Linked DNA regions of Homo sapiens: all the other regions are linked to region 3. Evidence: chromatin loops called from intact Hi-C (ENCODE). Cell type or tissue: Caco-2. All regions are shown on one strand.

Evidence for each region. Peaks named below come from ENCODE experiments on the same cell type or tissue, not always from the same donor. Only the 100,000 strongest peaks of a DNase experiment are listed, where the experiment ranks them.
Region 1: a loop joins it to region 3, with 7 times the contacts of the local background. A loop is called at or near these places in 2 of 110 quality-filtered maps.
Region 2: a loop joins it to region 3, with 2.5 times the contacts of the local background. A loop is called at or near these places in 7 of 110 quality-filtered maps.
Region 4: it touches region 3 in a loop (2.4-fold over the local background); 18 of 110 quality-filtered maps call a loop at or near these places.
Region 5: it touches region 3 in a loop (14-fold over the local background); 2 of 110 quality-filtered maps call a loop at or near these places.
Region 6: a loop joins it to region 3, with 4 times the contacts of the local background. A loop is called at or near these places in 4 of 110 quality-filtered maps.
Region 7: a loop joins it to region 3, with 12 times the contacts of the local background. A loop is called at or near these places in 2 of 110 quality-filtered maps.

What each region holds. Positions count from the first base shown.
Region 1 is chr10:61,935,895-61,939,894 of GRCh38, forward strand. The region is part of intron 2 of ARID5B (AT-rich interaction domain 5B); the gene reads left to right. Among named protein-coding and RNA genes, the nearest start is that of ARID5B, 36 kb to the left of the region's middle. In Caco-2, no CTCF peak of the experiment used is centred here; DNase peaks (open chromatin) are centred at 1,078 and 2,037.
Region 2 is chr10:62,223,222-62,227,221 of GRCh38, forward strand. It overlaps RTKN2 (rhotekin 2), which reads right to left. Exons shown (of 12, transcript NM_145307.4): 7 at 17-111. Among named protein-coding and RNA genes, the nearest start is that of LINC02621, 34 kb to the right of the region's middle. In Caco-2, no CTCF peak of the experiment used is centred here; a DNase peak (open chromatin) is centred at 1,620.
Region 3 is chr10:62,091,905-62,095,904 of GRCh38, forward strand. It overlaps ARID5B (AT-rich interaction domain 5B), which reads left to right. Exons shown (of 10, transcript NM_032199.3): 10 at 1-4,000. The coding sequence ends at 1,126. Among named protein-coding and RNA genes, the nearest start is that of LINC02621, 170 kb to the right of the region's middle. In Caco-2, no CTCF peak of the experiment used is centred here; DNase peaks (open chromatin) are centred at 897 and 2,327.
Region 4 is chr10:62,243,260-62,247,259 of GRCh38, forward strand. RTKN2 (rhotekin 2) reads right to left here. Exons shown (of 12, transcript NM_145307.4): 3 at 2,740-2,798. Among named protein-coding and RNA genes, the nearest start is that of LINC02621, 14 kb to the right of the region's middle. In Caco-2, a CTCF peak has its summit at 1,934 (motif pointing left); a DNase peak (open chromatin) is centred at 1,922.
Region 5 is chr10:61,836,191-61,840,190 of GRCh38, forward strand. The region is part of intron 2 of LINC02625 (long intergenic non-protein coding RNA 2625); the gene reads right to left. Among named protein-coding and RNA genes, the nearest start is that of LINC02625, 30 kb to the right of the region's middle. In Caco-2, no CTCF peak of the experiment used is centred here; DNase peaks (open chromatin) are centred at 821 and 1,601; H3K4me3 peaks cover 401 bases.
Region 6 is chr10:61,949,942-61,953,941 of GRCh38, forward strand. The region is part of intron 3 of ARID5B (AT-rich interaction domain 5B); the gene reads left to right. Among named protein-coding and RNA genes, the nearest start is that of ARID5B, 50 kb to the left of the region's middle. In Caco-2, no CTCF peak of the experiment used is centred here; a DNase peak (open chromatin) is centred at 2,340.
Region 7 is chr10:61,745,124-61,749,123 of GRCh38, forward strand. All of the region lies in intron 5 of CABCOCO1 (ciliary associated calcium binding coiled-coil 1), which reads left to right. Among named protein-coding and RNA genes, the nearest start is that of CABCOCO1, 84 kb to the left of the region's middle. In Caco-2, no CTCF peak of the experiment used is centred here; no DNase peak of the experiment used is centred here.

The DNA of each region.
Region 1 (4,000 bases), 160 kb before region 3:
TTCTCATATCTCCTTCTGCATTCACTCTGTTGTGATATCACATGTCACATCGTTTCTGGAAAACCCTACTATATATACACTTGAAAGAGGATGAGAGTGAAAAAAGCCAGTAATGTCTTAGTAGTTTTAGGATCATTGTTTTGACCCTGTGGACCATCTGAAATGGTCTCAGAGATTCCCGAGGGTTTCTGAACCCACTTTGAAAACCAATGATATAACACATTGTTCCAAATTTTATTTTCATAGCATCTTGACTTTTATTTTTCTGGCTATATCCACATGTTCCCTGTGTTTACTTAATGCCTATGTTCAAATTGGCCCTTTTTTAAAACTTGCTATATCTCCTATAAATAGAAAACCAGTACCACCTTCCCATAAATAGTAAATACAAAACAAATAAGCAATGAAAAACTTAATATACATTTTAAAAGTTTATTTCTGGGCCGGGTGCGGTGGCTCACGCCTGTAATCCCAGCGCCCTGGGAGGCCAAGGCAGGCAGATCACCAGAGGTCAGGAGTTCGAGACCATCCTGGCCAACATGGTGAAACCCTGTCTCTACTAAAAGTACAAAGATTAGCCAGGCGTGATGGCAGGCACCTGTAATCCCAGTTACTAAGGAGGCTGAGGCAGGAGAATCGCTTGAACCTGAGAGGCAGAGGTTGCAGGAGCTGAGATCGTGCCACTGCACTTCAGCCTGGGCTACAGAGTGAGACTCCGTCTCAAATAAATAAATTAATTTAATTAAATTAAAAGTCTACCTGTGAACCATCTAAAATCATCTCTGCATGCCACGGTTTGGAAAACACCAATTTAGAGAAGAAATAACAATGATCATGATAGCTAATTCTGACATGCTACTTCATTTGTATCAACCCATTGAGTCCTGGCAATTACTGCTGGACAAGGCAGACAGAATTATTATAAAACCTGGGTTTCCCTTTTTTTCTTCCCCAAAAAAAAAAAAAAAAGAAAGAAAAAAAAACTTTGAAGTACAAGGAGGCTGAAGAAGTTGCTCAGTGTTCCACAGCAAGTAAATTCCGGGGCTGGAATTTGAACCCAAGCAATCTGGCTGCAGAGTCCAAGATGCTGTCTTGGCAGATAGGAAACCTGGATCTTTGTTCAAGTCCTGCCGTCAGTTGGTTCTTGGACATGTCACTGAACCTCACTGTCCTCATCAGTAAAATGAGAAAGGTGAACTAAATCAATGTTACAAGTTTAAATGTCTGGTGCCCACGGGGGCCAGATAGTTAAGGGAAAACTGGACTGAATACAATGCAATAGGGAGTGGTGGGGATTTTACATCTTGTCTGAAGAAGGCAGCTTCTATCAGTTTCAACTGTTTTTTATTTTTATTTTTTGGCCTTTATTTTATTTTATGAGAGAAGATTGAGGTCTGGGTATTTTTGCCTAAAGTTTCCCAAGTTTTAGAACACTTGGAAGGGCCCGCCATGCACATGGGCTGACTGGTTTGTGACTTCTTGACTGGATGAGCTCCTCTTGACTTAGAGGATTTATGATTAAATGAGCTGTTTTTGGACAATGGTAGAAACTAAATCCAAATTACAGAAATAGGCAGTTTAAAACAATGACGAAAGGGGATAAGGACTTAGAACGTGGCTCAACACAGCTTACATAAATATTGATTAAGAGCTGGGTTAATTGAAAAGCCAAGGTACATTAATAGAATAACAAAGTGTATTTCTTTGTGTTCCTTTTGTGTTGTATTAGAGTAAATCAGCAATATTTATCCAGTGCTAATTCTCAGTTTGCAGAGAGCTAATGTAATCATGAGATGAGCTTATTGAAATTCTTTTCTTAGACATAGAGACTTGCCCAAGAATGGTGAGTATTAGGAACTTTAGTCAGCACTTGCTCAGAATAGTAAATGCGAACATGTGATTTATGCCATTGTGTGCACAAAGTAATGTTTCCTGAGACATTTTCTATATATATGTTGGCTACTTTTTGTTTTCTTGTGGTGGGAGGGGGGTGTTGGCTTGCTGTTTCCCCCTCCTCTCCTTATCAGATTTCCTTCTATGGCATTTGACAATGTTGCAGGGCCAGTTTCTCTGTGAATCCACAGTAAAACATACTGGTGGTTTCACAATTAAGCCAAACTTGGGTTTATGGCTTATGCATGTTTATGTGAATTCCTGCATTTGTTTTTATGTGTGTGTGTGTATTCATGAAAGATCTGTTTGAGAGAGGGAGAAAAAGGGAGGACAAAACCTATAGACTGAATCATAAAAGATGGGTTTATTCATTAATGACATCATAAGGATAGTATTTTCTCTTGGTTAATATACTATTTGTTTGGAGGGTGTTGTAAGCCATCCAGAGATAGTCATGCCATTTCTTGGAAAAGATCTGAAGCAACTAGTAATTGAAATGATAATCATTTGATCAGAGAGCTATTTGAAAATAACACTCATCTACAAACTTGTCTCTTCTGGGAAACTGTATTTAGTCAAAATGTTGCCAAATTCTCTCTTTACTAATGTTGAGACTGATACACCTAATTATTTTCCAGTACATTCTAAACTTGATTTCTGGTGTCACCTGTCCAGAAGCTGTTCCCATATGCTTTGAAACAATATCTAGCCTGACTTTATTCTGACATTTAATAATCACCATGAAATAGCTATAAAATGCATGACAACTACAGATCTTTTATTTCAAGAGGATGGTGTGGTGAATCTGAGGGAAATCATCCGTTGAAATGGTACTTTGTAATGGGCCCCATTGTTTATAAAGTACTCAAATTTTTTCTTGAGCGCACGATAGAAACACAGTTTCCACTTTGTCTCCCATTTAGTGGTAGTTCATATTTAATCATGATAAGGGAAAGGATTCCATTACTAAAGTTTTACTTTTCATTTTTGATAGAGTATTTGTTACTCTGCTGCTGCCTAATAGACTTTCTTCTCAGAAGCAGCTTGGAACTCAATGAGGAAAATTGAAATTTTAGATCCTACCTTAAAACATCAGAAAAAAAAAAAAACCCTCAACCCAGGGCTTCTTATTATGTGAAGCTTACCCTAATAACCTTTTTTTGTTCGAATTGGAGAAGTGTGTGTGTGTGTGTGTGTGTGTGTGTGTGTGTGTGTGTCGGTGGGGCAGGGGGAGGAGGAAAAAGTCATGTTTGGGGAGGAGGAAAAAGTCATGTTTAACAGCAAAATTAGCCAAAATCAGTTGTGAATTCCTTTTGTTTAATAGCTTTGAGACATCTTCCTGTTGTTGTTTGTCAAAAATATTTCTAAGATTTTGTAATCTTAGGGGTTTTCACAGCCAAGCTTTCTTCAGAAATGTGAAATAAAAGAAATGAAAGAAGTCAGTTCAAGTTGAAATGTCAGATGCTTAAATAACTTAACTTAAAACCCAGTGAGATGATCTTCTTGAGCCTTTTCCAAAGAATCTTTGGGTGAAGGGGCCTCCCTTTGTTCCATGTATGGATGTCTATTAAAGATCTTGCTGAATTAATTCTGAGTCAGAAAAGTTGGTTGTTTCCTAGAAGCAATTAGAGATGCTTAACATTCAAATTTATGATCCAGAGGAGAAACTTGCATTTCAACTACTTTTCTTAAATTCAAAGACTTTTTCCTCACTCACCCTCTCACCCTCTACCCCATCTGTATTAAAAGAAAAAATCAGTTCATTTCTCAGCTTACAAAGTTTTTGAGAAACATGAGAATGTGTAAGTTTCTTTCAGTGGGAAGCACATAACATTTATGAAGTATTTCTTTTGGGATTACATCACAGTTTTATTTAATTTTTAGGACAAAAGTTAAATTCAATATTTGTGTATAAGCCAAGGGAAAATGTACCATAAACATAGGAATTTGGGGGTGAGTCAGAGTTCCAAGAATCCTAGATTTACTTAGACCATTTATGTAGAGACAGGCTCACCATTAGTCATCTAGCTTTCACTTTTTACATTTGCAATTAATTACACCTAAAAACTAGCTTTCACCCAAGTGGTCAGCTAGGTAGAGTGTGAAC
Region 2 (4,000 bases), 130 kb after region 3:
TATATACTGTACTTACCATTTCCATTAATAGACAGATTATGGGTCTTGAAACTATCCTCAGCACTTTCCAAGGTTAGGGTAGTGTGAGCTAGCAAATTATACTTTACACCACTAATAGTAAGAAAGAAGACATGTTTTAAGTATTTTTGTATTTCTACTACTACACAAAATATTTGTATGTTCAACAACAAATAATAAACAACCTGATTTAAAGATAAGCAAAGGACGTGAATAGACATTTCTCCAAAGAGAGGACAAGATCCAGCATTACATTCTGACACATTACATTTCTCCAAAGAGAGAAATGTCTATTTCTCTTTTGTTGACAAATGGTCAACAAAACATAAAAAGATGCTCAGTATCATCAGTCATTGGGGAAATGTAAATCAAAACCACAATGAGATATCAGTTCACACTCATTAAGATTAGTAAAACAAACAAAAAAACAGTAACACATGTTAGCTGGTATGTGGAGAAACTAAAACCTTTGTACATTGCTGGTCGGAATGTAAAATGATACCACCTCTGTGGAAAACATTTTGGTGGTTCCTCAAAAAATAAGAAATAAAATTACTGATCCAGCAATTCTACTCTGATATATACCCAAAAGAACTGAGAGCAGAGACTCAGATATTTGTACACCTAAGTTCACAGCAGCATTATTGACAATAGCCTAAAGGTAGAAGAAACCCAAGTGTCTATCCAGGGATGAAGGAATCAACAAAATGTGGGGTAGGTGTGTGTGTGTGTGTATATATACACATACATATGCATAATGGAATATTATTCAGCCTTAAAAAAGAAGAAAATTCTGACATACTACGACATGGATGAATCTTGAAGACATTATGCTAAGTGAAATAAGCCAGTCATAAAAGGACAAACACTATATATGATTTCACTTATAAGAGGTACCTAGAGTAGTGAAATTCATAGAGATGGAATCTAGAATGGTGGCTGCCAGGAGGATAGAAGGAGGAATTAGTGTTCAATAGGTACAGAATTTCAGCTTGAGAAGATGAAAAACTTCTGGAGATGGAGGGTGGTGATGCTTGTACAACATGAATGTACTTAATGCCTCTGAATGTATATTCAAGAATGCTTTACTACAAAAAAGAAAAAATTTAGATATAATAGATGACATTTTTCAACGATGCAAGTTATTAACTTAGCAAGTTTATCTCTATACTTTGTCAATAAAAATCTGCAAATTATTTGTTTTAATTCACACAAATGTTTCTCTGAAGGGTCCCCGTTCATTTAATAAATATTTACTGAACACTTAAAATGTGCCAAGTCCAATGCTAGGTGATGGGCATTCAATGGTAAACAAGATCCAGCATTACATTCTGATGCAGGCAGAATGAAAAAAAAAGTAGGCAGAGGAATAAACCAAATACCAGCATTTGCAAGTTGGAATGCAACTTTTTCTATGAAAGAAACAAAGGAGATGAGAAAACTGAGGACCTGTGGTAGGTAGGTGAACTGGGGAAGGACTTTCTGAGGAGTTAACAGTTATCCAGTCATAAAAGAATCTAGCCAAGCAAAGAATGCAGGAAAACATTCCAAGCAGAGTGAGTATCTGCAAAGGGAGGGCTGAAGGAAAACCAGTGTGGCTAGTGCACAGCAAGCAAGCAGCAAGCATGGTGCAACGCAAGGCTGGAAATACAGGGAGTGATGAGCTCACCTGGAGGCTCTGTGAGCCCTGGAAGAGGAGTGGATTTAATTCTAAGTGTAATAGGAAAGTTGATAAAAAGTGGAATGATAGGGTCTGATTTATATTAATTTCCCAGGGACAAAGGCTGTCTTTTTGACCAAACTCTAGCCATGATCCTCTGAGTCCTTTACTCAACTAGGCCTCAACCTTGGCCTCTAAGGACCTGAACAAACACTAGCATTGTTTCTAGCAGCTCTAACCTGCATCCCTAAGATGTCTTCTTAAAGTGCCTGCTTGAGAAAACTCGAGGCTGACAAAATAATTTATTGTTTGTTCCAACCAAGAGCTGAAAACAGGGCCTTTCAGTCTTTCAGTCTCTGTGAGAAGGTAGGAGACTAATTTTGATAAATACCAGCTAGAGCACCCAGGTGGGTTCCACATGGACCAATCCCCCCTTCCCACTATCTGGAACTTTTCACTTAGCTAACTCTGAGCCTCACTCAACCTCTCCCAGTTTCCTCACTTTCCTTTAAAATGACCAGTTGTCTCTACACAAATCAAAGTTGAGTGCAATTCATGTGTGACTCTTCTTATTGTAATAGCACATTACTGATTCAAATCTGTCCTTACCACTTTAGCATCCAACTTTTTTTATTTTTCACAGAATGAATCTCCTTCTTCTGGTTATCTACATCAGAGATTTGAGGGTTTTATCTATAGTGTGAGAACATGGATGACTTCATTACACTCATTCCATTTTTTTCATTATAGTTCCCTTTGTGGTACTTACGTTAAAATAGCACTCTTACCAAAATACCTAGAATTTCTCGTGATGAATTTCATATCCTGGCACTTCGTGGTGATAAAAAGTGAATTTATGTTCAGTAACAACTGTATTTTCTTTTCTTTTTTTTTTTTTTTGAGACGGAGTCTCACTCTGTCACCCAGGCTGGAGTGCAGTGGCACAATCTCGACTCACTGCAAGCTCCGCCTTCCGGGTTCATGCCATTCTCCTCCCTCAGCCTCCCGAGTAGCTGGGACTACAGGCGCCCGCCACCATGCCCAGCTTATTTTTCGTATTTTTAGTAGAGACGGGGTTTCACCGTGTTAGCCAGGAATGGTCTCGATCTCCTGACCTCATGATCCACCTGCCTTGGCCTCCCAAAGTGCTGGGATTACAGGTGTGAGCCACTGCGCCCGGCAACAACTGTATTTTCTATGCTAGCAATCCTAATTTTTTTCATGATTTTCTTGATTTTATTTTTTTTCCAAATCAGTAAAATCTCAAAACATCAACGAGTATATTAAAAGAGAGAGACAAAGAGAGATATAGAAGACAGTGATGTCTGATGGGAATTTATATTAATTATGCTAGGTGTTATGTTTCATAAACCTCCTTTGTTTCTTACTAAATCCTTAATAAAGTCTCTATTACAAAAATACATATGCATACACTTAGTAAGTATGCAATGTATGCATGCACTTCAATAAATAATAGCATACTTCATAGAATACTACTCCCTTGGAGAATGCCTCTTGGCTTTTACTATATAGTCATTACAGACCAAAGATAACTCTCTATACCCAGTGTTTCTGGTCAATGTTTATATAGGAAAATTTATGTTTCTGTCTCCAAATTTCAACATAACATTTTAAACAAAACAATGCATGAGTACATTTTCGAGTTACATTCTGAATTGGTATAATGTCAGACTCACACTTAGGCTTTTCAAAAGTTCACTATATATCAACAAATCTTAACTGCTGCTAGAACTAAGAGAGGGACAAGTGGCCATTCTCTGCTATTATTCATTTATTCTGAACAAGTTTCTACAGTGCCTTTCACAATAAGCTCTTATTTTTCCCTATTGTTCACATAATGAATCCCCAAAAAGTTGAAGTATTAAAGAAAACTGTGGAGAAAGAATCAAAGTAGGCTGGGCATGGTGGCTCACGCCTATAATGCCAGAACTTTGGGAGGGTGAGGCAGGAGAATTGCTTGAACCCGGGAGGCGGAGGCTGCAGTGAGCCAAGATCGTGCCACTGCACTCCAGCCTGAGTGACAGAATGAGACTGTCTCAAAAAAATAACTAGAAGGGGGTTTTAAATTGATAACACATTATAACGTTTCCCACTTAAAATAATGGGAAGTAGACTCACTGTGAGCACTTTAGGGCAGAATATGTTATTTTCAAGAAAAGATTATCGACAATAAGTGGGGTGCCTTCATTTGCCAGGCACTGTTCCAGGTGTTAAAACGACAACAATCAACGAAATAGGGGAGGAGAATGTATAAATATGTAAACATACATTTATATATTTATCTATTTTTCCTCTCTTATA
Region 3 (4,000 bases):
AGAGAAAAGGGCCCTCCCCCATTCCCACATGCCTAGCTTCCTGGCTGACTTCTACTCGTCCCCTCATCTCCATAGCCTCTACAGACACACCGAGCACCATCTTCATAATGAACAGACATCCAAATACCCTTCCAGGGACATGTACAGGGAATCGGAAAACAGTTCTTTTCCTTCCCACAGACACCAAGAAAAGCTCCATGTAAATTATCTCACGTCCCTGCACCTGCAAGACAAAAAGTCGGCGGCAGCAGAAGCCCCTACGGATGATCAGCCTACAGATCTGAGCCTTCCCAAGAACCCGCACAAACCTACCGGCAAGGTCCTGGGCCTGGCTCATTCCACCACAGGGCCCCAGGAGAGCAAAGGCATCTCCCAGTTCCAGGTCTTAGGCAGCCAGAGTCGAGACTGTCACCCCAAAGCCTGTCGGGTATCACCCATGACCATGTCAGGCCCTAAAAAATACCCTGAATCGCTTTCAAGATCAGGAAAACCTCACCATGTGAGACTGGAGAATTTCAGGAAGATGGAAGGCATGGTCCACCCAATCCTGCACCGGAAAATGAGCCCGCAGAACATTGGGGCGGCGCGGCCGATCAAGCGCAGCCTGGAGGATTTGGACCTTGTGATTGCAGGGAAAAAGGCCCGGGCAGTGTCTCCCTTAGACCCATCCAAGGAGGTCTCTGGGAAGGAGAAGGCCTCTGAGCAGGAGAGTGAAGGCAGCAAAGCAGCGCACGGTGGGCATTCCGGGGGCGGATCAGAAGGCCACAAGCTTCCCCTCTCCTCCCCTATCTTCCCAGGTCTGTATTCCGGGAGCCTGTGTAACTCGGGCCTCAACTCCAGGCTCCCGGCTGGGTATTCTCATTCTCTGCAGTACTTGAAAAACCAGACTGTGCTTTCTCCACTCATGCAGCCCCTGGCTTTCCACTCGCTTGTGATGCAAAGAGGAATTTTTACATCACCGACAAATTCTCAGCAGCTGTACAGACACTTGGCTGCGGCTACACCTGTAGGAAGTTCATATGGGGACCTTTTGCATAACAGCATTTACCCTTTAGCTGCTATAAATCCTCAAGCTGCCTTTCCATCTTCCCAGCTGTCATCCGTGCACCCCAGTACAAAACTGTAGGCTCAGCTCTGCCCAGCAGTCCAAAGCGGCATGGCCAACAGAGCTTCACTCCTTACCCAGGAGTGCTGGCTTATAGAGTTAGAAGTCAGTATTTCTTCTAATCTGAGGCTATGATCAGTCCCAGCTGTAGGGGCCCAGAGGGGAGGTGAACATGCCTGATTTTTGTGGGACAACTCTAGCCCACAAACTGACTGGCTGGTGAGTCTTGACTCCCTTCCAACACAGATGCCCAGGCACCTCCAGATCATTCACTTCGCACGTGGGCCTTGTGAAGGGATTTGTGAATATCCAGGAAGAACTTAGAGGACCCCATCTGAGTTCGGATGGTCAGGAAACAATCTGGGCAAAAAAGAGGCAGGCATTTCAAAGGAAGGGGCAAGGAAGACTGGCAAACAGATGGCAAGGGATGCCCCTCTTTTTCATAAAACTCTCCAAGGTTCAATCAATGCAATGTATAGTGAAACTTCAATAGATCTTTCATTTTGACACTATTAAACAATCCAGAGAAGTAAACACTGTTAAATTGACTGTATATATTTGCTTCTTAAAACTACCTGTATCACTGTTTGCTCACCTAATTTATATACAGGTAGTTCCATTTTCTCCCAGTTCCTTCTCGTCTTTTTTTTTTTTTTTTTTTTTTTTTTTATTAAATGGTATTGCTTTTGTTTGCAGGTCTTTTTGTTTTTGTTTTGTTTTTGAGGCTGACTGACTGTCCTAGTTGTTGTGTGTTTGTAATTTTTCCACATCTTATTTTGAGCAGCTTTGGGTGGTAAAGTTATTGTTTACAAATTGAAGCAACTGATTCTAGTGGAACAAATGAAAAAGAAACAGTCAAGCACACAATAGTGCAAAGAACGTTCCTTTGTAGATCCGCAACTTAAGGATTTTGTTCCTCATAAATGGCATAGTTGAAAGAGCTTATACACTGCTTACCCAGCCAAATGCTTTGCTTTGAAGTATTGGGTTCTGTGAAAATATTGAGCATTGTACTTACCTTATCTAGGCTGTGAAACTGTCCTACATACCAGAGAATCATAAAAACAAAAACCTCACTGGCAGCAAGCTGCCGAATAACAACAGAGTCTAGAGGACATATTTGTGGGCTGCACAGATATTTTAGGAATTTCAGAAATTAGAACAGGAGCCAAAATGATTTACATTGGCGTTGGCACTGATTCCTTTAAATGGTCTGGGAAAGGGGGTTGGGAAGAGGATGGAGCTCAACTGGCCAGAAGAGGAGCAGCTGCAGTCCTGATAGCTTCTCTAGCCTCGGTCTTTTGAGTGATAAGTAGTCATGTTGTTTTCATCCAGTTGGTTTCTTGTCATTCCCAAGAAGAATCTCCCAGGCCACATCTTTGGGGATAACTGACATACTGGATTAGCCTTTTCAAAAGAAAAGTCATCCTATTTGGTTTTATGGGGTGTGAGTTTTGTGTGTACACACACAGAAACATGTAAGGTGGTTTGGGTCATGTTTTTAACCACCTGGCAATACAGTCCACTTTCTGGTTTCTTTTATTGTGGGAAGTAAATGGTCAAGCTGCTCAGGCAGTGAAAAGATGTGGAGAATGTCCGTTGTCATTCTTGCCACTGTATTCCATTTGCTACCGAGATATAACATTAAGGTGGACACATTTTCTAACTGTATTAATTAAAAGTCAATGGATACAGAGAGTGGATTTTCTCCCCAAGTCCCATCCCTGCTGAAGACCGCTTGGATGAACTCCCCAACCCACTGTGCCCCTCCCGCAACACTACCAGTAGACTTTAGAACCATAGTTAACTAAGTCTTTTACCTCTGAGATACTTAATTCTGGGAAAATTGGTGACAATTTTCAACTTCTAAATAGGTAACTCGACTGCAAAATAATCAAAACTGATAACAATGAAACTGCGGCTCTTAAACAAAGCCATGCATGCCGTGCATTTGTATTGAAATGTCTCCATGATATGAAGCCAAATATTCAATGTAACATACTTAATATCCAAAGGTGGAAACAAAAGAATGTAGAGATCCAGTGTTAAGAGTTCCATTTGCTTCAATTAATTATTTACCTTCCTGTGGAATAATATATATATATATATTTAATAGAACCATAGATAGACTAGTAGAATTTAGATTATAAATGTGTGAGTGCAGATTATCCTGCTATTGCACAAGCTAGAGGGGGGAAAAATCTCAATTCCAGCTGGCAAGATGCTAGCCAGGACACATATAAGAAAGTTGCACTAGATTGAATGGTCACAGAATCGGAGGACATGGAAGAAAAAGGAAACTTCGGTGGTTCTGCAGCAGACATGGGCTAGGTCATATGTGGTTTCTATGAGTTCGTGTCTCAAAAAAAAAAGGAGGGGGGGCATCTGTCCCCGGTGGAGCTCACCTATTTGGAATATGGGGCATTTGTTTTTTCCACTGCAATGATTTCAGTCTGGTTTCATCATGTTGGAATTCGATCACACCATTTTCAAACAATGTTAACATAGTCCAGCTTTTGTTTTTCTCATCTCTTCTGAGAGGAGACTCACTGTTTCTGTCTGAGGAAGCTCATACCCTCGGCAAAACATCAGGACAAATAAAGAGAAATGGGGGTACGCATTCCCAACAGAAGCAGTGTGTTATTTGTTTTAAAACTCTGAACAGAGATCTTGGAAATCTTTCAAAAAGACCATTGAATTCTTCATTGGCTGAGAACGACGTTTTAAAATGTCTTAAATAAGGCTTTGTTTGCATTGTTTGAGTTCAAGGGGCCTTATTATTGAATGGAATTGCACAAGCCTTTCTTTGTGCAATCAAACCATTGTTATTGGTAGTTCTGTAAAGGAAACTGTGGAATCGAATTGGCAGTGGAGTCATAAATCTATTTACTGAGT
Region 4 (4,000 bases), 150 kb after region 3:
CTAGAACTTCTAAAATTGTTAAATTATATTGGCATAACAGACATTGTAATTTTGTTTTTGATTTTTATGAGAATGCTTTATTGTTTTGTAATTATGACTTGGCTGATATCCTGCCAAAAAGTCCACTTCTTCTTGCTTGACCACAGCTGCTGACTCATTTCATTTCACAACTGTACTTATTCACAGCTGTTCTTGCTCTGTTAGGATTAACAGAGCATTAACTATTTACACTATCATGGGAGGGACATGGATCCTGACTTCCTTTGCTGTACACCCACAACCTGTGGGTCAGCCTTCTTCTATCCCATGCCGAAGAGAGGAGGGTAGATATCAGCTCCACAAGAGGAGAAGCTGGATACCGATTTTCCAGGTAGTCTTGTGCTCTTCAGATAGCAATGGATTTGTAACCCATCAACTCTATTTCTGAATTCAGCTTCCAATGATAGAACTTCCTTCCAGATTCTTGCAAATGGCTCAGTTTCAGTTTACAGTACTCTAACTTTTGTCTTGTTTTATGTCTTCATTGCCATTTTAATGGTAAACTGGGAGAGTCATAATAAGACAGCTGACTTGATGCTATCAAGTCCCAGAAGTCTGTCTATCATTTTCAAAAGTGAAAACTAAGGTACTTGGTGAACTGATTTGGTTTATTCATTAAATTAGTAGTCGGTGACTAAGCTAATTACCACAATATAATTACGGTAAATACTACATTTACATATGGTAAATATTTGATGTTCAGCAGAAATAATAAATTTGTGATTTAGTTTCATAAAGACCTGGCCAGGGAGTGATGTAGCTGGAAACAGAAAACCCAGGTATTTTCTGGCTATCAATGTAATCTCAAAACATTATGACACTTTGTTGCAAATATTCATCTTTACCAAAACAAAGGTCACATTTTCATCCCAATATCAAGAAAAAATGGATTTATAAAGGTGAATTCATTTTTTATTTTGTTTTTACAAACACATACAAGATATAATTAAGTCTAGGCAAAGATGAAAAGACATTACGTAAGTATCCGATTTTCTCAGAGTTTCCGTTCCTTAATTTAAAATTATCTTTTGGAAAGAAGAAACACATGCAGAAATAAGTTCAATTTTTACACTTGAGTAATTGTGGGCAGGAAATAGTTTTTTATTTTATTTTAAATACTTTTACTTGAGCCTCCTTCTAAATGTACAGTTATTTCTAATATTATGAATTGCTACAATCAATAAACTGTTATGAAATGACAATAGATGTTGACTATCATGGCATTTGAGTGTTTAACAGCAACTTAACATATGTCATTTATATACTGAGTGACACTATATTAGAAGCAAGAAATGAAGGATATGTTTAGTTTTTATAAAATCTCAAAGATCTATAGTAATTTATTCACAAAAAATTTATTGCACATAATGAACAATACCACATAAAAATACATGTTTGATAGCAAAAGAATACAAGGATAAAACATGTTTTGTTTTGTATTATAAAGATAAAAACAAATATAAATAACTATAAAACAAGCAACAAATTTTTACATATTCCAGTTATTTTCTGAAGAATATTTTGCTTAGCTGAATGCAATTCTTCAGATTTTGGCCATTTACGTACTTTGTAAAATGTAGGTCTACCGTCCTGTGTGATAATTTTGTTTATCCAGAAAAATATTACTAGAAACAGTTCCTTAGGTGACAGTACCTCAAATGTAGCAGCAGGCTCTCTAGTACAAGACTTTTAGCCAATAACCTAGTGATTACTTAAGGACCAATGGAGGTATATACTATTGTTTCAAAAATGTACTGATAAGAAAATATTTGTAAAAGTGCATTATCTGACTAGTGTACACACGAGTCAGCCATGTATTCATTTCAATCTGTGGCATCTCCAAGCCATTGTCTTTAGCTTCCTGAACACTTTGGAGAAACTGAGACTGCACAGCATAAGTGCCATCTAGTGGTGAAGGGTCTCCTAACTGCATTAGGAATTGAGAGAAAGGAAACATCCTTTCTAGTTGGAACGGTAACAGAGATTATATTATATATAGATAAACAAACAGATATTTAAGAGAATGTAGTTATTTCACAAGCTAATTGGGTGTCAGAAGCATGGGTTATGTTGCCAGGACAAGGAGAGAAATGTCTGCTAAAGGCGACAGCTTATGTTTAGGAGTAATAGAAGATATGACTAGAAAAAAAATTGGGTCAAAATGGAAGACTGGAGAAAAATGTTTGGTCTTTACACTACAGGCAATGAAGAGCAGCCATCCATCCAAGAGTCACTGAGCAATTACTATGAGCCAAGCACCATGCTAGCTTCTGGGTGTAAAGTGATGACCAAAATAAACATGGTACCAAAACCTCATGGAACTTCTGACCTAGACAAAACATTAAAAACATTATTATAGCTTCTGAGCAGGAAAGGAACAGAGTCAAAAGACTTGGGTTTGGCCTAGCTCAGTCACTTAGCCTCTGAGTCTGTAGAAAATAACAATTACTCTACCTATTTTACAAGACTGCACTAGGGAGAAAACTGTAGAGTATGTAACATATGAAACAGTTTTCTTAAACTCTAAAGTTCTATATCAATGTAGCATATAATGCTAAAAACAGTGTTTTAGAACAAATATTCTGATAGAGGTATGAAAAACAAAATGAAGAGAATGGAGACAGGGCATAAAACAAAATCCACCATGTAGTTACGTTATAGAATTTATTCAGCAATATAAAAGATTCATTTATAGCATACCTGATATGGCAATCTTTCCTTTACATGCTGTTCGTTCTTTACTTTCAAATTTCACATCACTGTCAAAACAAAAAAACTTATGGAAAAAAGATCTTTTCTAATAAGCAATTATTTTAACAGTGTTTCACAAATGTCAAAATATTAAAAGCAAATGCATATCCGTGAATAATAATGACTTCCAGTTAATGTAAACTATTTGACTCAAACTTTAAGATGTTTAGTCAAGTTAGCAAGTTAAAAGAAATATCTGGAGCCACTCCCGATTTTTCATATAAACTTTATATTCCTTGATGACTGTATACTGGTTACTTTACAATGAAAGACTTTTGTGATCATTTATATCTGTAAACAAGATGTACAATATTTGTCCATGTCCCCAGAAGTATAATACCTTAGATCACAATTTCATATATTACATTTCTAACTTATCAGATACAGTGGCCTGGAAAAGTTAATGAACTTCCCAATCATGCAATTTACTGTCCAGGAGTATCTTATCCTTATAGAATCTGATAAATATCCAAAAAAGTACCCTCTGCTGTATAATCATATTTAATATCATATTTAATTTCCCCAAGATTCCAAAGAACTAAGTGTATGTTAAAATAATAAATTAACAAACTAAGATGAGAAACAGAGTAGCTCTGTAGACAGAATAAAATTTAGAGAGAAAAATATTACGATTCAAAGGAAATTCTGGGGATATAAGACACTTCCAAATCTGAAGTTGGAATATTTTATTACCATGAAAACTTTAAGAAGATAGAAACAATCCAATCTTTGACTATTTCCCTAATATCCTAAATATTACGATTCAAAGGAAATTCTGGGGATATAAGACACTTCCAAATCTGAAGTTGGAATATTTTATTACCATGAAAACTTTAAAAAGATAGAAACAATCCAATCTTTGACTATTTCCCTAATATCCTATTTTCCTAATAAACTGCATTTAGAGATTAGCATTCCATTTACAGGGCAATATTTCTAAGAGTATTCTTTGTATTTTTCATTCCTATTTAATTTGGTCAGCTAATTAACTACCAGCTAATTTAATTTGTTACTTCAAATAAGTGATAAGATGGAAATTTTCCATTTGGATATTGTTTGATTCTAAGAAGGCTTCTGGAGAAAGACTGATGGGAGTTTGAAATGGGACTTTATCTAAGTAATTTTTGGAAGAGGATGACAGCAACACACTGCTTTCAGTAGGTCTGTTAAAAAGACTGCCAATATATTCATTATAATGCATCCAAATTTG
Region 5 (4,000 bases), 260 kb before region 3:
AAAGAAAAAAAAAAAACCCTATCTCAGAAGCACAGAAATACAATGTATTCAGGAAATACCTAAACCAAGGATTGCATTTTGGGCTCTCTACATTTTCAAACACATGGATAGTTGGTGTAAAAATATGTTCTTTTTCTGCAGGGACTTGACTGTAATTAGTGTGTGCCAAAACTCTCTCACAGAGATTTCATTGTCTTATCTACTTACATCATCTTAATGCGATTTTATTTTACTTTGTCAAAGTCATATTAATGTAAATGTGTTCTTGATAGCAAACAGAGTTCTTTTTTATGCAAAACAGGATTCAGCTGACTCTAATAAAACAGCTTGCAGTCTATTAGACTATAACAGTAATGTGCTTATTTTGTTTCTCAAATCAAGACTGTGTCAGAAAGCTATAGATGGAGATTTGTCTTGTTTTTCACAATAATTGCTAGGGTGGGGTTACATTATGATCTTTAAATGAATAGTATCGCTTAGAACAAACACTTCATATATCTTTTATCTTCCCCGGCATACAGTTCTGAGTTTTCTTTGAAAATGCTGCGCTACTTTTCCACATAAGTCATCAGAATGTTTCCAAAGAATTTTAACTGCCAGATTAATTATATCTTGCAAACAAAGATAGATTGCTTACATTCTTTATTCAGAATTCCTGCCAGTGTGGAGCAACTGGCAACAAATTAATTTCTTTTGCAACCATGCAAAATGTTTTGCTATGAAAAGCTCTGGAAGGTAAATGGATCCTTTTAAAAAAAAAAAAAATCAGGTTGCTCATTCTGAAAGGCTAATCTGTAAGCAAAGAACACAGGATTAAATGAATTTGACTACTCCCCCCCACCCCGCCCTCTTTTTTTAGCATCTATGTTATAACCCTCCCATAATGTATTCAGTTAATTAAGTATTGCTGTGACCTGGTGGCAATTTTTGAAATCCAGGGAATTTTTCCCCCTTTAAATTCTGCCTCCCCCACAGAGCAGAATATAATCTGTTTCCAGTCAGTCTGTTTATTTCAGCTGTGCTTCTACTACAAGCCTCTAAAATGTTTTAATAAATTTATCAACCAAAAAATATTACAAACATTTCATTTCCTTTGATTCAGACACACATACACACCAAAAAAAAAAAAAAAAAAAACCTCTGCCTTCATTGCAAATTCTTGGTGGTATGAATCACTCTAAGTAATATTTGCTTTAACTTTCGTGTGGTTCTACAAACAACCTTTATATGGCTGGACTTCAAAGCGAGGAGAAATAAAGGTTAGAAATGTGATAGGAGTAATCTATTATTAGGCATGAAACATTAAACCACTTTTAGCTATAAGTCTTAAAACCTGAATAATCTGGGTTTTTTAAGTAGTGCATATTTATTGTGCTTTCAGCTACACACACATTTATCACAGAGAAGTGTTTGGAAGAGAAATATTTTCCATTGCACTGTGTGCCACAATTTAGTTTAATTTTTCCTAATATTTAATTTAGAAAAACGGTAATATTATAACAGGATTCTCATGTGTCCTGGCCAAAACACTTGGTGTTCCTCACAGAGTGAAATTAATCTGTTACCAGCCTGCTGACCTGAAAGTAAGGTTTAGTAGGCACAGAGCGGGTAGGGCAGAGAAAGGGGTGGGTTAGGGTGGGTAGGGAGATAAGATCTCTTTCTTTTACTAGAAAGGAGAAAAAAAAAGGCTTAGAGGAATGTCTCAACCCACCAATGCCATCAAATGACAGAAAATAAGCTGAACGTGTATTTGAGCCGAAGAGTGTTTGAAAACATTTATTAGCTCCATCCATAACGACATTCACGGCAGGAATGTTAATTGTTAAAATCTGTACTGCAGCTAGTTCTTTAAGTAAGGGGGCTGCATTGAGTGGAAATTCAGCTCCTCGTTTCTTTTTTTCTCCACATATATTTGTACTTAAAAAAAAAACTAATGTTATGAAATAAGTCAGATGTCAGATGGAAAGCTTTCTAGCACAAGGGAATACAGAACAGTGTTAAGGATATATGCATATGCAAGAACAAAAAACAACATTGGTAACAATTTGTTCTTGATTAAATTTGTGCTCCTAATACAGTAGATTAAAAATAAGTCCAACTGTTAAACACATTAGGGTTCAGCCCCTGCTGATGTGCCAGAAAAGCAGCTATCACTCCAGACCTGGCCGGATTCTTTCTGGTAGCCTTGAGACAGGAAATCTGACCCCCAAGAAACCTGAACCCCAAAGTCCATCAGTGACCCCGAAACTTGGGGATTCCTTATTTTCGTCTACTGATTAAACCCCAGAACCTTCTTAATATTTTCTTATACCCAGTCAAAACTGGGTGTCTCTCAGCAAGGCTAAAAGACAATACCAGTTTGGAAAGATGGAGAAAGAATTATGGCTGGGCACGGTGGCTCACACCTGTAATCCCAGCACTTTGGAAGGCTGAGGTAGGAGGATCATTTGAGTTCAGGAGTTCAAAACCAGCCTGGGCAACATAAGGAGACTCTGTCTCTACAAAAAATTGAAAAAAATAAAATTAGCCAGGCATGGTGGCACGTGCTAGCGCTACTAGTCCCAGCTACTCAAGAGGCTGAGGTGGGAGGACCGTTCGATTCAGGGAAGTTGAGGCTGCAGTGAGGCATTATTGTGCCTCTGCACTCCAACCTGGATGACAGAGTGAGACCCTGTCTCAGTAATTAAAAAAATATAAAATTTAAGGGAAAAAATGAAGAATTGCTGATAGCCACAATCAAGGCAATCTTTGAAGAAATTAAGTTGTAGTTTATTGGGCAAATATTTGTAAAACTTGTATCGTTTAAGAAGATTATTGTAAGCCATGTCTGCCTCTCCCTAGAAACGTTATAAATGGAGTTAAAGACATAATTGAATTCCAAAATGCCCAAACCGGTACCGTGGCTCAAGCCTGTAATCCCAGCATTTTGGGAGGCCAAAGCAGGCAGATCACTTAAGGTCATGAGTTCAAGACCAGCCTGGCCAACATGGTGAAACCCCATCTCTACTAAAAATACAAAAATTAGCTAGGCATGGCGGCAGGCACCTGCAATCTCAGCTACTCAGGAGGCTGAGGCAGGAGAATCACTTGAACCCAGAAGTTTGCAGTGAGCCGAGATCGGGCCACTGCACTCCAGGCTAGGCGACAAAGTGAGACTCTGTCTTAAAAAAAAAAAAAAAGAAAAAAAATGCCCAAACTGGAAGGCACTTCGAGATCATAGCCAACTCTCTTCTTTCCTGGATGACTTTCCATGAGGTTAAAGAGAGGGCTTGGCCAAGGTCAGACCAGGGGGAGGCCCCATCTAGCTGAACACGGAACTCAGGCCTTGGTTTCCCCAGCCATGACTATGATATGGTACCATCTGCCTTTTCAGTTTGTTCAAAAAAGAAGACTGAAATTAAATTCATGGGTATAAGAAAAACAACATGTGTCTTCAGGTAATTATATTAATGGCTCTTTACCTAAACTGTTGTGTTATTCCACCTGTACGTTTTCTTAGAGTATGTGTATTTTTCTAAACAAAAATACCAACTCAAATTATTACTCCCTCCTTTCTCCAGCCTCCCCTGCTCCAACCCTAGTGTATTTTTCTGGTCTTTGGTCAATCTGGTTTAATAGGTTACCTCTTGCTGACGCTCTCATTTCACAGAGTAGTGGAGTTCTCTGCCGTGACATGTTTTCTGGAAACATAAGGGTATGAGGCTGTAACATTCGTAAATTTAGGAAGTAATAGCTCCCCAAAAGCAATGTAGATAGCTCAGATATTGCCAGAAAAGAAGAACAGTTAATTGAAACTATTTGGGGCATGCAGTATTGAACAAGGAGATGGTTTCTGAGCAACACATATCTAAACGTGGCTTGCCAGAGACCTGCACACATTTAATTTGCTCTACAAATTTGGTTAGCCCAATAAAGTGTGAACATCAAACACTGGTCGTGGAGAGCATTAAACATTAACCAACAGAGACCTTAAAGACTTGGGCAGAACATTAAAATTAGA
Region 6 (4,000 bases), 140 kb before region 3:
AATTCTGTTTGCATTTGGTGATAAAAGTGGGTCTATTGTGAAGGACAAACCCAACTGATCCACCATGTTTTGTTCTTTTTTTTTGAGATGGAGGTTTGCTCTGTCACCCAGGCAGGAGTGCAGTGGTGCGATCTCTGCAGACTGCAACCTCTGCCTTCCGGGTTCAAGTGATTCTCCTGCCTCAGCCTCCCAAGTAGCTGGGATTACAGACATGTGCCACCACGCCCAGCTAATTTTTGTATTTTTAGTAGAGACGGGGTTTCACCATGTTGGCCAGGGTGATCTTGAACTCCTGACCTCGTGATCTGCCCGCCTCAGCTTCCCAAAGTGCTTGGATTATAGGCGTGAGCCACCATGCCTGGCCCGGACCATCATGGTCTTTTAAATATCTTTTGAGAATGCAACACTGACTCTGTACCTCAGATGTGCTTTTAAAGTGAGGTCTGTCTGGGCACAGTGGCTCACGCCTATAACCCCAACACTCCGGAAGGCCGAGGTGGGAGGATTGCTTGAGGCCAGGAGTTCAAGAGGAACCTGGGCAACATAGTGAGACCTGTCTCTGCAAAAAAATTTTAAAAATTAGCTGAGTTTGGTGACGCCCAACTGTAGCCCCAGCTACTCAGGAGGCTGAGGCAGGACAATCACTTATGCCCAGGAATTCAAGGTTGCAGTGAGCTAAGATGATACCACTACACTCCAGCCTGGGCAACCCACACTGCATTCCAGCCTGGCCAACACAGTGAGACCCTGTCTCCAAAAATAAATAAATAAAATAAAAATGAGGCTTGATTCAGCAGTTCCCCTTTCAGTTGGAGGTGCATGATGCTTTTATTTTGTCATAACTCTAAAATGTTTTTGTTTGCCTTCTACCTCTCACCTCATTAGCCACTGTATGATTACTGACAGTGAGCCATTATTACAGCTGCTATCATGATAGCATCACCTTGGAACACAAAGCAGATATATCCTACATGTGAATTGATGTGGTTTTTCCAGTGGGTTCTGTGAGCAGGTATCTGATTTGTGCATTTACTCTTAATACTCGGTGGTATTGACACTGATTCTTTTGAACAGTTTGTTTAATCTGTTAGAGTACTTTTAAGTCTGAAGTTCTGTTGCAACACATTAACTTTCCTAAATGTCAGATTCACTCCTCTCCTGTAACATTATGTGTTTAAGTCTGTAGTTTATGCAGGTCACTGCAGAGGAAAGCTGAGGTTTGGACTTTTAGCTTATTTTAATAAATGTATTTATTTAGGACAGACTGGAATAATAGTGGGTTTTCAAAGACTTCGTGAAGTGCTTCATGCACAGTAGGGGCTGAGCAAATAGTGCTGATGATTTCAGGCTTTTCCTAGTTGCCTCACTGTGTGTTTTCATTTGGTGTGCTTGGATGAAGTGGTATTGCTTCTTTCTTCCCTAAAACCCCAGAGCCTGTGCCTTGCCTAGAACTCTCTTCCGTTGGGCAGCCCCACTTGCTTTTTGAATTTTTAACTATTTCTATTATCTTTTACTTCTGACCTTAAATATTGGCATTCCGCTTAGGATCCCTGTTTCTTTGCAAACTTCATGCCTACGGGATAAAATACAAATGTTACAGGAGTATCCAGTGAACTTCCAGGCTCCATTTTCTTCTCTTTTTCATTAAGTAACTTTCATTATTGTTATTTTTTGTTACTACCAATGTTATCCATGTTTGTTTTAGAAAATATAGGCACTACTGACAAACAAAAAGCAGAAAAATTAATGTTGCCTATTTTCCTCCCACTCAGAAGTGCTGTTAGTATTTGTATATGTACCAATGCATATGAATGCATGTATCAGTGAGAATTTATATGGATATTATTTTTCCTCATAAAAATAAAATCTACTGTTTGGGAATCTACCTTCCCATACTTAATTTTGTACAGAGGTATTATAAATATGCCCCCATATTGTAAAATATCCTATACTGGGTTTTTTTTTCAGCTGCTGAATATTTCATTACAGAGGTGTTTCATACTTTAATTATCGTTGGGCATTTCAGCTCTTTCTGATTCCCACAAACTTTATAAAACTCTTGTAGTTATGCACATAGCCATGACTATTTCTTTATACATTTGTAGGGGGGGATCGCTGGTTCAAAGTGCACACAGAACGTTAAGACACCTATCCCCTACCTTATCTCCTCTCCTAAACCTTCTTTGCCCTAGCCTAACTAGTCTAACTGCCTGGTTTTCTTTCTCTTTAACCACATGTACTCAGTCCCCTGCCTTCCAAACTCTCCAGTGTGTTTTAAGTGGCTCATGCCTCTCTACTCGTGGAATAGCCTTTCTAGGAGTCCTACCTGTGGGAATTCTGCCTTTCGTTTAAGACTTGTTTAAGCCTCTGAAGCCCTTCTCAGCCTTCCAGCTCAGAGGAATTGCCCTGCTTTATTGAGCTCTTATCTTATCACATTTAGTGTCTCTACCACCTTATTGATCACCTTACTCTATACCTACCAATATAATGCAGTATCTTTTTTCATGTGTTTATCTTATCTTCCCAAAAAGTCTTAACTCTATAGTGTTAGCACTCAGACATCAAAGCTATACCTAGTAGGTTAAGTAAACATGCGGCTTTTATGATCAGACTTTCCTGAAATCTCTGGAGTTCTCTGTTCTTAGTCTACTTGAGACACCTATGTGCATTTGAAGGTTGATTTGAGTTCTTTTAGAGCACTTCCTAAGACACTCTCTAGTGGAGAGGCTGTTTCATTGGTACCCTGTAGAAGCAGCAGCTACTTGGGGTATTAGTTTGCTAACTATTCTTGGTCTAATTAGTAGTCATCTATTCATCACTCATTCTAGAAAACACATTGAGAGATCACGTGAACATGCTTGAAGCTATCCTGCTAGCCTGAGGATTGTAGGTGGTGTTATAGGTGTGTGTGTGTGTGTGTGTGTGTGTGGACATTTTACATCTTAATAGTGGTACATATTAATGCCTTTCTCAAGGGAATCTTCTTCGTGTTTCAGGGTCATAGTAGTGACAAAAATATGCAGGGAATAAATCCAGATTGGACTTGTTCCACCTTACCTTTTTTTTTATTATTATCGGCTTGTTTGTAATCTTTTTTTAAGATGACAGGTTATTAAGAAGATGATTGTAGCACGACATCTAGTGCTGCTTATTCTAGGCAATCACACCGTTTTAATCTTCGCCTCCCTTAAAATGGTTGCTTGCTAATTATGGTGGAAGATATTCTCCATCTTCCAACTACTCATTCTACAACTTTTGTTCACAAAGAAAGTATTCTGTTAGGCCTTACAAAAACAATGCTTCATGCCTGGCCTATTCTCTCAATAGGAAATAAAACATTGTTTTCATAGCAGAGCTGATAATAAGGCAGAGTTCAAAGCATGATGAAACATATACTTTTCTAGCAGAGAAAAACCTATAGTTACCTGGCTAATTAACTATCACGTGATGGCTGTGTGTATAAAGATACAGGCTTTTCACATGTGCGGCCTGTATCTGGGTTTCTTTTCTTTTTTTTTTAATTGAGAATGCTCATTTAGTTCCCATTGATTTGTATTAATGTTTTCCATCAAAGATTTAGAAGAATGAGCAAACACAGAAGCTGCCATTTTAGGGTAGCTTCTTTTTGACCACTGTACTAAACCTCAGTAGTCAGTTATGTTGTAGCGGAAAGAGCATGAACTTTACAAAGTAAGATGGACCTGGATTGAAGTCCTTGCTCCATAAACTGTATGGCCTTAAAAGCTTTCACTCTGCTTTGATTGCTTATCTATAAATCAGCGTTAACAATACCCATCTCACAGTTTTGTCTCCCAGGACTTGGGAAGATTACGTTAGATCATCTATAGGGGTACCCAACACACAGTGGGAGCACTTGGTCAACAATATTAGTTTCCTTTCCCCTTTCCTTTAGAAAGGTAAACCCTTACTCAAGAAAGCAAAGTGAGTAGATGCAACATAAAAAGAATACCAAGACAGAGATTACAGTAGTATGTTATTT
Region 7 (4,000 bases), 350 kb before region 3:
TCATAGTCTATGACCAGAGGTCTATTTGTATCCATCTAACTATAAATGTTTTAAGTAAAAATAACCACTGACCAACAACAGTATTTCTTCTGTTCTTCTTTATAATCAAAGTAATATTTATCAGAAGTTAGCAATTACGCTCAAATTCTTCCAGAGCCAAGTTTATTTTGACATGTTTTTATATTCCAGGTCACTTAATACCACTTATTCCTCTGGCTTTGGGTAACTATTATGAGGCTAGTTGACAAGGTTGACAAGGTCCACTTACAAACCCCACTATGGCCTCCCTGTCCTTGCTCTTCTCTTTGTCTGGCCTATCCCTAACAGGTACATTGTTTTGTTGTCAGCTAAAATCAGGGACTCACCCAACAGTTCTCTACCCCTATGGCCCAACTGTAGCCGTTTTTATGTAGTGTTACAAATGAATTGTGCAGGCATTTGTATCCCTGCCTTCTTACTCCACCTTCAGACTGTAACTCTTTTGAGGCAGAAATCCTGCCTATGCCATGTTTTGCACATGGAACGCACACAGATCAGTTGAATTGAACCAAAATCTGAATCTTACGCAAAACACAAGAGACTCTTCTTTTAAACGTGTGATGTGCTGCAGCATAAAGCTTACTGGCAGAGGGTCACAGCATATCCAGCAAGATGGCTTTTCACTTTTTTCTCAAATGTATTTCAACTCCATTTTCTTTGAAAGACCCACAGTGTTCTTTAAAAAGGAGGAGATGTAACAGTTGGGTTGACCTACAACTGGTTCTCTGAGACTAGAGTTCAAATCTTAGTTTGAATTAAAAACCAAGATGGATTTGAAGGACTCTTACCACAAAGCCTATCTGCTAATGCATTTTTTTAAGGATCACACCAATTACCATGTTTGTCATGTACTCATAAGAACCAGAATAGGTCAACATATATTGGCTGAGTTACACAAAGGAGTCTACAAAATATAGGCCTATGCTCTTTCTGGCTCTGGCCAGCAACCTTAGCCCTTCACTTTTATATGCACTAAATTTTACTCTAGTTTTAATAATAATCACAATAAATATATTAATAAAATCATGTTTATATAAGAGGTTCATCTTGTTTAAAATGCACTGAGAATCATGGTGCTTTATAGGACACAATTTATGCTCTCCTTGGTAATTTAAAGGTGATAACTTCATGTGATTCATTGCCACCTAGTTCTGAACTTTAATAATATAATGACTCATTATGATTTTTACATTTCTTAGAGAACCAGCTTGGTAAAAAACTTCGCAGTTGTTTTTACTGGGGTCATCTGAACTATGGTTCCCAGAATGTTTATGAAAAAAACATGCTTATATATTCTGAATGGCTGTAATCTATCATGGCTGGTGCTTGGTCTGCAGATTATGAGTGTACAGTGTCAACCCAGTGAATTAAAGCTTTGTTGTATATCAGCTTGCTACACAATTATTTCCAGTTCATATCATATAAATCATCACTCTTCACACGACAATCAGTAATTTCCATCTTGTGTTCTAAGCATCCATGTTTTGTCTTAATGGCTCTGTCTGATTCTGCACCTAGAATGGTGTGACAGGACTGGTACTAATAGCTTAGAAAATAAATTTCACTGTCACTAGAGCCTATTTAAGGAATATTCTATGTTCTCACTGTTTTTTGTAAAGCTGTTTTGTATATGTTGGAATAATAGGAAATGAATTTAAATAGAAACACTTCTCATGTCTTATCTCTGCAAACAAAAAAAAACCATAATTTACAATAAATTAGCACAGCAGTTGTTAGTGTAGCTCAGCTTTATTTTGCAATTCTCACACCTAAGCTCACAAGATGACACTTTTTCTGATAAGGTAATCTTTATAAGGTAGTTCTGTAGGTGATTAAATCTGACAGATGCTAGTAAGATGGTGAAGTTCAGATATATAACAGCAAACACTTTAAAAAAATCTTGTTAAAATAATAAAATGTCTTATGATCTACCAATAGAAAAATCGATCTGACAAAAGAATAAATTAGTTATAATGTTGTATTTCTGTGTCTAAAACCAAAATGAAATTATTCACCAATAAGTAGATAAATATACCAATTATAACAAAATACACTGCAAGGAAACTGGTATTTTTTAGATAAAGAATTGGTGTGGTAATATTACCTTCCCAGTCATTTCATAGCATTTACACAGCATTGTTGAGCAGAATGAGAATAAAAAGCTTCTAACACAAACAGAAGCTGAAGAAATAGAATGTGTCATTTCATAACATTTTGATAGTCTATCTGTTCTTCAAAACATACCTTGCATACCAGATCTTTCAAAGTTACAACCTTCATCTTTTCCTGGGGCAATGACGATAATCATTTGGTTGGTATTTCCAATGATACTAGCAATCTGAAATATGTTAAGGCTTAATTGTAGATTGTATAATTAGATTAAGCCAATTAATGCTGTGGCTTGGTTTTGCAATGTTCCTTTATTATTTGAATGCTTTTAGCCCTGGTTTCTTGTTTCTAGCAGAATTTCCCAACAGTAGCTCATTGTCCTTGCTTGGTTTTGATTACTTAAACAATGTTAGCTTTGCCAGAGTCGATTGATACTTCGATCTGCTGAAGTGATATGTTGCAGAATGTGCTGTTTTCTGATTTTCTTATCTAAATATTAGTTGCCTAATGTACAGAGTTAATTTATAAATACTGGGAAGTTCCCTGAATCAAGTAAATTAACATACTGGGCCAGATTCACCAGCTTCCTTAGCAAACCCTCACATCAAGGCTGTCTTCATGCAAGTGTGAAAACCAGAACGACCCTTCAAAAGTTTTCCTGGCCAGAATAACTCTCTCATCAGATAATAGGCTATACTCATCCTAATATTCCAGTTTTATCACCACAATCAATTCATTCTACATAACTTCACCTAGCATGGACACTTTTTGGAAGACCATTAGCATAGGATGAATATGGAAAAGCCAAGGAGCAGGACTGGACACCCAGATGAGGAGCAGCCTGATGTATAGGTTGTATTGGGGAGGTGAAGAGCAGGGAGATACGGGGGAAAAAAAAAACCCTAAAATTTGGCACTATTAATTAAGAGACTATATAACAGGGGAAAATAGCAATAGATAGTGACTTACTGACCATATAAAACTACAATTATTTCCTACATTTAATTCTTTAGTAAATATTTATTATTTTCCCACTATTTCTTAGCTACCTGCCAGGCAGTGAAGTTGGGAACAAAACAGACCAAGTCCTTACCCTCAGAGAGTTTTGTTTAGCATTGTTGTAGACATAAATATGTCACATGGAAATTTAAAAAACAAAAAGCCTCACACTTTTAAGCTTTTTCTACATGCCAGGCACTGTGTGAGTACCTTCCACATACTGATTTAGTCCTCTGAAGAAAACACGCAGTGGGTGACCACTGTTATGGCCGTTTTCTAGACAAGGAAACTGTGACCCTTGCTGCAGAACTGTGAATGAATGTGAATCCTCAGAGAGCTGCAGTTATGCCTTTGACTAGTGACAATGACAGTGTTTTGACCTAGCAGATGATACAGCTTTTTTGGTGTTAGAGTTTTAAAATAGTATTTGTGCAGTAAGATCGCATTCTCTGTTTCCCACTCAAAAAAATAAATTATTCAAACCACGAAAATAGGTGCCTAAAATCCACAGGGCAGAAGCAGCACTCTAGGCCCTGTGGGACCACTGTTGAGAAAAAGCCAATGCACCCCTGGGCCTCTGTTAGAAGAGTAACTTGGTACAGCTGTATAATTCCTTTTATGAAATGGATGGGTCTGATCAGGAATCAGAGCCTCGGGATGGACAATGAGACTCATCCACAACAGAACTAATATCTTATTCACCCAGGTTTGACTTTAAAATTATATCAGCCATGAAAATTATTTCACTGCCTTCTGTGGTGAACAATCGGGCTATATTTAATTTTAATCATTAATATGTAAAAATAATAAAAGCCACCAAAATAGTCTATAGTCAATTTTCTGATAAAAGTAA